3 separate regions of the Homo sapiens genome follow, and regions 1 and 3 are each linked to region 2. A link is a contact called in ENCODE Hi-C or POLR2A ChIA-PET data. All regions are on one chromosome and are shown on one strand. Each heading gives the region's core, a stretch centred on a gene start or an enhancer-like site at or near the end of the contact. The rest is flanking DNA. Distances are from core to core; before and after follow the strand shown.

Region 1 (3,686 bases), core at 967-3,466, 430 kb after region 2:
CAAACTCATGATTTAATGTTCATGTATTTGAAGTTTGATTTCAGTTTGCTTCAAATAGAAAGTCTCTAGAATAAAAGACAAGTCCACCAGCATTTTTCCAGATCCCTTTCCTGTATTCCTCTACAGTCATGCTGTATTCTACCACAGTTGACTGCTGTGCCTTCCCTGGAATTCATTCTATATGTTCATATCTTTCTGCCTTTTTTTGTATCAAATCTCCTCAGAATTCCTTTTTCCACTCTTTTCACCTGAACTATTCTTACCTCAAGGCCTGCTTAAATGTTCCATCTTCTGTTGAGTCTTGCCTCATGTGATTCCGGGCAGAAACACTTGCTGCTTTCTTTCTGCTTCTGCAGTGCAACACACGTGTTTATATAACAGGGAATGGACCACATTGCTTTTCAGTTGTCCTCCTTCTATGTAAATTTGAAGAAGGATACTTATCAAATTGACACAGGTTTTGAGAAAAATACTCTTACGTGCAAAGTGTTGTGCTGGACATTGGAACAGTAGAAGTGAATAAAGAAGGCTTGCCTTCATGAAGTTTAAAATCTGGTGGGAAAGACATGTATTCAGCAAGTCATTTTAACAAATAATCATTTAAATACTGCTGTGAGAACTGCCACAGTGGAAAGATATAGGATGCTATGAAAGAAAAAACAGAGAAATCCACCTTCCCCCAAAGGGGTCGACACAGCTTTTCTGGAGAAAAGGTCTTTAAACTAAGACCAGAATGAGTTAGCTGGGTGAAGAATATATTCCAGGGTGAATATATTTTGGGCAGAGGTAATAGCCCTTGAGGATACCTTGTGATAAGAAAGAGCCTGAGATCATTGAAGACCAGAAATAACAAAACAAACAAACCAATATACAAACAAAAAGTGGGTGTACAGGTAATAAGAGAGAGGTGTGGCATGACACCACCGAATGGATTTATGACGAAAGGAGTCACTTGCTGAATCTGAAAGGGAAACTTCATCTTCTCTGCCTCCTGGCACCACACAGATAGGCCACTGACCTGGGTCCACATGGCAATGTTTTTGTCCTTTTTGTCATATTGCCTGAAATATAGACTCAGAAATATTTTTTTCTATGACCAAAAAATTGCTAAAAATTCTGATAGAAATGGATGATTCAGGCCCAACACCTTCTAGAAGTACTCCAATTTCGGTATGTGCTGTTTTGAGAGCCCACGTCTTACACAAGTGTCTAACAGCCATGTGAGGTGTGATTTTTCAGGATATCACCTTGATGCATGGTAACATGGCCCCATAATGAATAAGAGCATTTTACTGTACCTGAAACTCTGGGGTCAAGTCATATGGCTACGAATGTGGAGCAAAGCAATATGGAAACAATATGTTCAACTTTATGACTAGTAACTCATTGGCTCATGGACAGCTTTGTCCCAGCTTCTCTGGGGGTAGTTTTCCTGCTGCATGGCACACATTTGAGGAGCACTGGAAGTCCCACAGTTTTTCCCACACTACAGTATTCTGAGTATTGCAAGTAGAGATGGAACGGAGAGTGGGTTTGTCAAAATAAGCCAGCCCCACATTGAAAAAGTCACGTGTGCTTGGTGCTATCCACAAACATGAGTCACCCAGGGAGGTATGTAGATGCTTGTGACAAGAGAGGAGAGGCCTAAAAATAACAGTTCCACTGAAGGGTGGAGCTACAGGCTGCTGGTGTGTCATGTTTGGCTGCTGCTTCTGAAAATTCCTTCAGTTAAAGTAGCAAGTGGGATGACAGCTGCAGATACCTGGCTTTCAGGAGAGAAGTGTAGCAGGTATCCATTGAGGGGGGATTTCAGGGTCATGAACTCCTCCTTATTACTTATTTCCTGAAGCTGATGTGTGAAAATCCATACAAGAATCCCACATCTTTAGTTAAAGACTTTGATCCCCAATAAATCAGAACGACAGCACATTCGGCTGTTCTCAGTGACACATTTGAAGGTTGCTGGAGATACAAGGATGCTCAGAGTGTCTTCTTTTACTTTCTTTTAACTTTCTCCTGCTGTTCCATATACTACATGAGGGCAAGGACCTTGTTTGTCCTGTTTTCAGTTCCATCCTCGGTGTCTTGCACAGAGCAGGAGCTAAATAAATATTTGCTTAAGGAAAAATGGAAGGAATGTGTCTAGCCCAGCCCTCTTAGTTTGCAGGCAAGAATACTGAGCAGGGAGAAGAAACTTGCTCAGGATCATGCAACCTATCAGCAGGGGTAGGAGGGAAGCCAGCCTCTGACTCTCCACCCAGTGCTCTCACCTTTCCAACAAGCTAGCAATGACTCAGTGTGGCTAGAAGTGTCTTGTTGAGGGCAAAGACCAAACACGAGGTCTCTGGCTACTAGGCTGAGGTGGACAGTATGGGGCAGCAGTTCTGAGGGGGGCCAAAAGATAGTGAACTTCACTGGGAGGAGGTGACAAAGACAAGGCTTGCCACTGGAGGCTGCCCAGCAAAGTTTCAAGGGCACAGTGGTGCTCCTTTCTGAGCCTGTTGTGTTTGCCTAAATTTGTTTTTAATAAAACCTAGGAGAAAAGCACAAGTTCCTGGAGCAGCAGGGGCTGATGGCTTGTGGTCTGCTCAGGACCACAGACTTCACCTTATGCAGACAGCTCTATGGTCATTAATACTGAAGGCATGTGTGCTTTTTTTGTGTTTTGTGTTTTTCTTTTAATAATCAGACAATAGTTTACATCTGTGCATTGGCGAGGAGTCATGAAGAAGAGCATCCAAACAAAGATGAGAGAAGCCAGACTGGCAAGTGGGCTGGCTGGAAAAGAGAAGAGAAGCCAGACACAGTACTTTGTCTTTAGTCTCCATGGATAAAAATGCTTAAAGTTCACCGTGGGGAGAAGGGAGGGGAGGGAAAGGTCTTGAAGGATTCCCAGTGGATACAAACAATGGTCATTTTTGAAGCCAGTTTGCATTTAGTCTCACACTCTCTTGTCTTAAAACACTTCTGAAGCACAAGGCTTCTGAGAGAGTAGGGCAGTTGCAGGAGCAGCAGGAGGGGGCTGGGGTGGGACTGGGGTGTAGGGAGAGGCCTGAAGGACCCTCCTGGCCCCACATTCCTCAAGGCACCTAACAAGGAAGCAGAACCCTACCTGGTTAGAGGTCCATGTTCCAGAATCGATGGGTTCTACTGCTGTGCCCAGTCAACAGGATACCTAAGCTTTGACTTTGGGTCACTAAAGATTGTTTCTAGACAAAAGCCCTAGCTCACAAGTCTGGGGGCAGCTTGGGACTTTGTTTAGGCCAGGTTTACCAGCTTGGTGTGAGAATAGCATCAGATATTGGTTACAGTGGTGGGATACATTCCAAGACTCCCAGTGGATGCCTGAAACCTCGAGTAGTACTGACCCTACATATACATGCTTTTTCCATGTGAGAACTGAGATGACTACTACGTGACTAAGGGTGGGGAGTTTCTACAGTGTGGATATGCTAGACAAAGGCATGATTCACGACCTGGGCAGGATGACGAGAGATTTCATCATGCTGCTCAGAATGGCACGCAATTTAAAATTTATGGATTGTTTATTTCTGGAATTTTTCATTTAATATTTTTGGACCATGGATGACTGAAGATAACTGAAACCTTGGAAAGTGAAATTGCAGATAAGGGAGATTACTGTACAGGTTTACGTTGACTCAGTCTTCCTACTATGGCTTGAATGT
Region 2 (3,707 bases), core at 722-3,221:
CATCTCGCTCAAAGTCAACTCCAAGACCTTTCAGTGGCCTGTAGGCTCCACAGGGCCCGTGTCAGATCTTGTCTCCTACCGCCCTCCCCAAGCCTGCACCGTGCCAGCTGCACTTCTTCCTACATCCCCCTCAGCAGGCCAGGCACCCTCCTGCCTCGGGGCCTTTGAAACTATTGCTGGTGCCTGAATGTTCTTCCCAAAGATTTGCACAGGTCTGACTCCCACATGCTTTTTGGATTTCTGCTCAAGTGTTTCCTTCTCATGGGGAGCCCTGATTTCCCTACCTAAACCAGCAACTCCACTACCTTCTCTCTGCTTGATCTTCACAGCGTTCATCACCTTCTTACATATTGCAGTATTTATGTGATTATTGTCTGTCTCCCGCAACTAGAATAGAAGCTCCATGAGGGCAAGGACTTTATCTGTTTTGATCACTGCTGTATCTCTAGTGCCTGGAACTGTGCCTGGCACAGTGGGGAGAACCCTGTAAATATTTGTTGAATGAATGAACAACCTCATGGTCCATACTGAGGGGTTCTAGAAGATGAGGCTGCATGAGTACCGTTGTCCAACTGTGGAAGTTCTAGTTCTGGCATGGAAGCTTGGACTAATATGGTTCAAAATATGGAGACCTTTTGTTTTTTTCCCTAGAGAGACAAAATGAAAATTATGGCTTAGTAGCAGAAATCCATCAAGAAAAAAATGTAATTTCTCCAAGGGGAGCTGGATTAGACTCTCTTTGGTCTTGGAATAGCAAATGCATTATTTATTTATTCATTTATTTATTTATTTATTTATTTATTTTTGAGACAGAGTCTCTCTCTGTTGCCCAGGCTGGAGTGCAATGGCACGATCTCGGCTCACTGCAACCTCTGCCTCCTGAGTTCAAGCGATTCCCCCACCTCAGCCTCCCCAGTAGCTGGGATTACAGGCACCCATCATCATGCCTGGCTAATTTTTGTATTTTTGTAGAGACGAGGTTTCACCGTGTTGGTCAGGCTGGTCTCAAACTCCTGACCTCAGATGATCCTCCCACCTCAGCCTCCCAAAGTGCTGGGATTATAGGCGTGAGCCACCATGCCTGTCCCAGTTACAACATTTTCTAAGGGCCTGCTGTTGCTCAAACTCTGCTGAGTTTTGTGGGAGGTCCTAGCATGTAGAGGAGTGGTATAAACCTTAAGGAAATAGTTGGCACAGCACGTGACCCCCACACCCCACACCCGCTCCCGAAGCTCCGGACAACTGTGGACTTTTAATATTGCTTGTTAAAGGAATGAATCAATGAACAAACTTGTGATTTTGTTGGGGAGACAAAGCAAACATGCGTTAAAAGGACTTTATTAACTGACAAGCAACAAATGGAGTGAAAATTAGTACTGTGCTTCAGAGGAATAAGGATGAACTTTGAAATTGTATCTTCAAAGGCAGCAGTGGCTAAGAGCATAAACTCTGAAGCCAGACAGCCTGGGTTTAAATCACAGCTCTCCTGGTATTAGCTGTGTGACCTTGTCCATTTAATCTCTCCTCCTTAGTTTATTTGTCTATAAAATGGGGATAATAACAGTACCTCTCTCATAGGATTCTTATAAAGATTAAAGGAATACAGATGAAGCACTTAACCGGCACAGCATCTAATAATTGCTGTGCAGTTGCTGACATTTACAACCAGATTTGGGTGGGTTTCAGAGTCTGAACTTTAGACAATTTTGCTACCCTAGCTTTGACACAGCTTCTGGCAAATTCTAGGAGTTCATTAAATAGACACTTTTTCTGCCCTTTGCGAGTTTCAGTTTTCTCATCTGTCAAACAGTCATAACAGGACTGGGGTAGAATTTAAATAAAATTTCTTGCTTCAGTGCATAGCACATGATGTGTGCTAAGTAAATGTGTTTTGAATGAATGACATGTGTGAATCACTACCTATGGTGAGTTTGGAGTGAGTGAGCCTTCAAGGAATGTAAGTAGGGGAGTGATAGGAGGCGGGTAGGCGTGATTTAGGTGTTTGCTGAGTGACCATTATGAGTCAGATTTTGAAGGAAGCACAGATTACAGGTTGGCTGAAAAAAGAGAAAAAGCATTCTTGGTAGATGAAATAGCATGGAAAATCTCCAAGAAAAGCTGAAAGGAGAATGAAAATAGAGTTAATGAGACGGGAAGACCAGTTTTTGCAACACTTTGAAGATCAGGAGTTTTCCTTTGTACTTACGGCCCCCAGTGAATATTCCTGGGCTGTGATTTGCCTCCTGTCTTAGCTAATTGGATCATAACATGAATCTGTCACCAACATTTGCCATTTAGGATTGGGAGAATGGACCTCTCAAATGGTTAGGGTAATTCCAGTATCACTTCCTAAAGTCTACTTAGAGTTTTCAACAATACTTTTTGGGGTAAGAAAAACCACCTTAAAATTGCGGACAAACTTCTGTGATTCTGGGAATATGTTTTTCTTATTGGTCAAAATTCCATGAGAAATACCAAATCCAGGATAGGCAAATGAGCCTGTTCCCAGCTGCAGTCGTGTTGCCAGGGGAGTCTGAAACACTTTTTAAAGAGCCCCCAAAGTCTTTCAACATGAACACAGGCACACTGCCGGGAGCTTGAGACCTAATGCTCTGGGGAATGCCCTCCCGTAGAAAGGGATAATGTGAGGAAACTGAAAAAGAATTGGAAGAACCCGTTTCAGATGGAATCGAACAATGCCCCATTGGCCCCCAGCCCTTATGCTCCTGCCGCAGGATTCTTCACTTTACTCGCAAGATGCTGCTGGGGAAATGGAAGTGATTAGAATATGTCTCCCAACCCATTTCTGTAGTCTCTTGCCTGTGGGTGCCACCACCCTTTGAGAACTGAAAAATGCGTGTGCCCCCACCTCCAGGCAGAGCTCCAGGCCTGCACATGCACACTTTGCCTATAATATTTGCAGGTCACAGAACAGGGGCCCATCCCGTGGCCTCAGTTAAAAACCCACACTGCTGAGACAGCTATTTCCTTTATCTTATATTGTTGTTTACATGTTTGTCTGCACAATAGATTGCAAATTTGTTGACAGTGGCACCAGGTCTTAAGTTATTTTGGTATTCTCCCTAGCTTTTTTTTTTTTTTTTTTTTGACAGGGTCTCACTCTGTTGCCCAGGCTGGAGTGCAGTGGCATAAACATGGCTCACAGCAGCCTCGACCTCCTGGGCTCAAGCGATCCTCCCAAGTAGCTGGGACTACAGGCATGCACCACCATGCCTAGCTCATATTTTCTTTTGTAGAGACAGGATCTCGCTATGTTGCCCAGGCTGGTCTCAAACTCCTGGGCTCAAGTGGTGGTCCCACCTCAGACTCCCAAAGTGCTGGGATTACAGGCGTGAGCCACTGGGCCTGGCCTTTCCCTAGCATTGATACAGTTTCTGGCAAATTCTAGAAGCTCAATAAATATTTGTTGATGTGAATCCCCACCTTAGTGACCGGTGCAACTGCTTTCTTTTTTAGTGTAATGAAACTGAACTTTTTCTCCAAATGGAATTAGTAAATCTCAAAGAGAAAAGAATCCGGGTCTGCAGCCCAAACCCGCATGCCTTTGGGGGAACACGCACAGCAAGAATGCTTTATGCCTTGGCTTTTCCAGACACAGGCTCAACACGAGGAAACAGCAAGCACAGGGGAATTATAACAGGGTGATCTTGAGATTTTTTTTTTCTTTTGCCCCAACCCTGATCTGT
Region 3 (3,715 bases), core at 918-3,417, 420 kb before region 2:
TCTAAGAGTTCTGTTGATCAGCGATGAAGTCTAGGCTAGAGATACAAATCAAAGTCATGGTTTTGGAGGAGATTACCAGGTTAAAAGAAAAAGTATACATAAAAAGACTACAGCCACAAGCCGGGAAACACTGTGACATGTATTGGCTCCATAGGGAAGGAGGAACCAGCTAAGGAGATTTAGAAAGAGTAGTTAGAGGCTGGGCATGGAGGCTCTGGGCCTGTAAACCCAGTACTTTGGGAGGCCACGGCAGTGGAATCTCTTGAGCCCAGGAGTTGGATACTAGCCTGGGCAACATAGTAAGACCTCTTCTCTACGAAATAAAAAATAAAATATTAGCTGGGCATGGTGGCACGCACTTGTGGTCCCAGCTACTGAGAAGGCTGAGGCAGGAGGATAGCTTGAGCCCAGACGGTCAAGGCTGCAGTGAGCCCTGATTGTGCCATTGCACTCCTGCCTGGGCAACAGAGCGAGAAACCCTGTCTATAAACAAAACAAAACAAAGCAAGAGTAGTTAGTAGGATAAGGAAAAAGGCCAGGTGAGCTTGGCATCCTGAAACCCGAAAGAGGGAAGGGGAGTGTTTGTGTTAAATTTTGATGAAGCTCACATACTAAAGAGACAATAATGCCGGGCGCGGTGGCTCACGCCTATAATCCCAGCACTTTGGGAGGCCGAGGCGGGCGGATCACGAGGTCAGGAGATCGAAACCATCCTGGCTAACCCCGTCTCTACTAAAAATACAAAAAAATTAGCCGGGCGTGGTGGCTGGCGCCTGTAGTCCCAGCTACTTGGGAGGCCGAGGCAGGAGAATAGCGTGAACCCGGAAGGCGGAGCTTGCAGTGAGCCGAGATCGCGCCACTGCACTACAGCCTGGGCGACAGAGGGAGACTCTGTCTCAAAATACATACATACGTACGTACATACATACATACATAAAAAGACGATAATTAGCGGGCCATGGTGATGCGCGCCTGTAATCTCAGTTACTGGAGAGGCTGAGGCACGAGAATGGCTTGAAACCGGGAGGCAAGGGTTGCAGTGAGCTGAGATCGCGCTACTGCACTCCGGCCTGGGCGACAGAGTGAGACTCCATCTCAAAAAAATAAAAAATATATATATTTTGATGAGATGTTGAGAAAGATGAAGACTGAAAAGTTTGTCTTATAGATTGGAACTTAAAGTGAAAATAATCTGCTACATTGTGGATTTTATTTTTATTATTATTATTTTTTGAGACGGAGTCTCGCTCTGTTGCCAGGCTGGAGTGCAGTGGCACGATCTCAGCTCACTGCAACCTCCACCTCCTGGGTTCAAGCGATTCTCCTGCCTCAGCCTCCCGAATAGCTGGGACTACAGGCGCGCATCACCACGCCCCGCTAATTTTTGTATTTTTAGTAGAGGCGGGGTTTCACCATGTTGGCCAGAATGGTCTCGATCTCTTGACCTCGCTATCTGCCCGCCTCGGCCTCCCAAAGTGCTGGAATTACAGGCTTGAGCCACAGCGCCTGGCCCATTGTGTGATTTGCTTCAGGTACAGTAAGCAATGCTAGGTTCCTGGTGTTGGAACAGAATCAGCATAAGACTTTGGGCTTCTCTAAGACCTTCTTTCCGTTCAGTGAGGAATTTGTATTAGGTGCTGCACTCACAGTGCCCTGCTGTTCAGAAACGTGATGGTGACAGTACTTTTTTTTTTTTTTTTTTTTTTTGGGAGACGGAGTTTCGTTCTTGTTGCCCAGGCAGGAGTGTAGTGGTGCGATCTCCGCTCACTGCAGCCTCCGCCTCCCGGGTTCAAGCGATTCCCCTGCCTCAGCCTTCCGAGTAGCTGGGATTACATGCGCCCGCCACCACGCCCAGCTAATTTTTTGTCTTTTTAGTAGAGACGGGGGTTTCACCCTGTTGGCCAGGCTGGTCTTGAACTCCTGACCTCAGGTGATACCCCCGCTTCGGCCTCCCAAAATGCGACAGTCCTATTAATTGGATTTAATCTCTTCGAATCTCCCTCTCTTGTAGGACATTTTTCTCCAAGACCAGCCCTCGATACCCTCAGCCGTCGCAAGGCAACCTCCAGCCGCCAGGGGCCGCAGTCGCGCTCCTCGCGGCCGGAAGAGAGTGCGGCCCAGCGCAGCCTCGGCGTTTCCGCCATGCGCCTGCAGTGCTCCGCGCGCTCTTGACGTCCGGAGCCCCTGGAGTAGGCGCTTCCGGCCATTCATACTGCAGTCGGTCAGTGTTCGGTTGAAGGATTCTGTGTGCTGTCGGACCCAGAGGGTGACGGCGCCGCTAGGATGAAGCTCGTGAGGTGAGGGAGTGACCAAGCAGCTCTGGGGGCTGTGAAGGGAGGGCTTGGCCCGGAGTCCGGAAGGCTGGGCTCTCCCATTTGCAGGAGGCGGGAAAGCCGCGTGTGCGCGGCCTGCTAACGGCCGGCCTTACTGCGCCCGCAGCTCGTGCTCGGGCCTGGGCTTCCGCCTGGGTCGCTCGCGGATCCCGCGTGTCTTCCAAGAGATTGGTATAAAGGCCGAGCCTTTTCTTCCTGCCTAGTGACTTAGAGGCTTTAAAGATGCAGCGCCTCCTGGGACACATCTCCCTCTTACAGTTACTCATTTTCTTTTTGAGTGGAACTCCCCAGTCCTGCTTAACAGTACTTAGAAAGCTGTATGAGCTTATCTGGAAACAAACCTGTTTGCAAAATATTTTAAATCAGAGAAGGACTTCCGGCTTCACAAGTTTTTGTTTTTTTAAATAAAGATGGTGTCTCACTTTGTTGACCAGGCTGGTCTCGAACTCCTGGGCTCAAGCTTTCTGCCCGCCTCGCCCTTCCAAAGGGCTGAGATTACAGGTTTGAGCCACCGTGCCCGGCCGATTTTTAAGTTTACCTTTTTATCCTCCTTAGATTTGTGATTGATTATTCCACCTCTATTTCCCTTTAAGGTAGGCTTTTTATTTAGGAAAATCTCCCAATATAGGGCAGAAATTATCACAACGTAATTGTGGCTGATTACTCAGATAATATATAGTTCTCCTGTTTTATTTCTTAAGAAATAAATAGACCCTGTCAGTTAGGTGAGTCTTCTGAAAACTTGTTTGCTGATGTGAATAATTCTAAACTACCTGCAAGTAGATTTGGTTTTGGTGTTTTTCCTTGAGACTAAGCCTGGAACAGAGGCAGACGTTTCTAATAGCTAAGCCAGCAATTATAAATATTTAGCTTGTTTTTTTCCTGTTGAGTCAAGGATTGTCAATATCCGCTAAATAGTTATTGGGCACCTGTTACATACTAGGCGCTGGTAATAGGATTTTTTAAAAGGCAGAGTACCTGCCTTGTTGGAGTTTTCTGGTTAGTGGGGATGACAGACAAGTAGATAACGTCTGAAGTAACGTTTGTTTGAAACGTTTTAAATAACACATAAAAGCCTTCAACACTCAGGGAGGAGGCCAGGCGCAGTGGCTCACGTCTGTAATCCCAGCACTTTGGGAGGCCAAGGCGGGTGGATCACTAGGTCAGGAGTTCGAGACCAGCCTGACCAACATGGTGAAACCCCGTCTCTACGAAAATTACAAAAGTTAGTGGGGCGTGGTGGCGCGCGCCTTTAATCCCAGCTACTCAGGAGGCTGAGGCAGGAGAATCGCTTGAACCCAGGCGGCAGAGGTTGCAGTGAGCCGATATCGTGGCACTACGCTCCAGCCTGGGCGACAGAGCGAGACTCCATCTCAAAAAAA

Evidence for each region. Hi-C counts contacts between places; a loop is a spot of excess contacts on that map. ChIA-PET counts read pairs that join two places held with the same protein, here RNA polymerase II (POLR2A). Pooled maps may share reads with other maps.
Region 1: a loop to region 2 is called in a map of mammary epithelial cell, with 8 times the contacts of the local background. The contact joins two enhancer-like sites. A Hi-C loop is called at or near these places in 2 of 168 maps with a recorded cell type or tissue (esophagus muscularis mucosa and mammary epithelial cell), 1 of 37 single-sample maps with no recorded cell type and 1 of 50 pooled maps. POLR2A ChIA-PET finds 5 or more read pairs at or near these places in 2 of 52 experiments (A549 and Caco-2).
Region 3: a map of A673 shows a loop between it and region 2 (5-fold over the local background). The contact joins the promoter of SNRPD1 here to the enhancer-like site in region 2. A Hi-C loop is called at or near these places in 1 of 168 maps with a recorded cell type or tissue (A673). POLR2A ChIA-PET finds 5 or more read pairs at or near these places in 2 of 52 experiments (CD4-positive, alpha-beta T cell and activated T-cell).

Annotation. Positions count from the first base shown.
Region 1 is chr18:22,464,600-22,468,285 of GRCh38, forward strand. It overlaps LOC124904260 (a long non-coding RNA gene), which reads right to left. Exons shown (of 3, transcript XR_007066305.1): 1 at 264-3,686. Among named protein-coding and RNA genes, the nearest start is that of CTAGE1, 49 kb to the left of the region's middle. RefSeq lists enhancers at 2,969-3,686, 3,367-3,661. Within about 2 kb of position 2,217, at least 13 of the 41 ENCODE cell types and tissues checked have a DNase peak (open chromatin) inside an H3K27ac peak, as active enhancers do.
Region 2 is chr18:22,030,605-22,034,311 of GRCh38, forward strand. No RefSeq gene overlaps it. Among named protein-coding and RNA genes, the nearest start is that of LINC01900, 51 kb to the left of the region's middle. Within about 2 kb of position 1,972, at least 3 of the 41 ENCODE cell types and tissues checked have a DNase peak (open chromatin) inside an H3K27ac peak, as active enhancers do.
Region 3 is chr18:21,610,147-21,613,861 of GRCh38, forward strand. SNRPD1 (small nuclear ribonucleoprotein D1 polypeptide) reads left to right here and starts at 2,168. Exons shown (of 4, transcript NM_006938.4): 1 at 2,168-2,297. The coding sequence starts at 2,284. RefSeq lists a silencer at 1,917-1,966 and an enhancer at 2,227-2,316.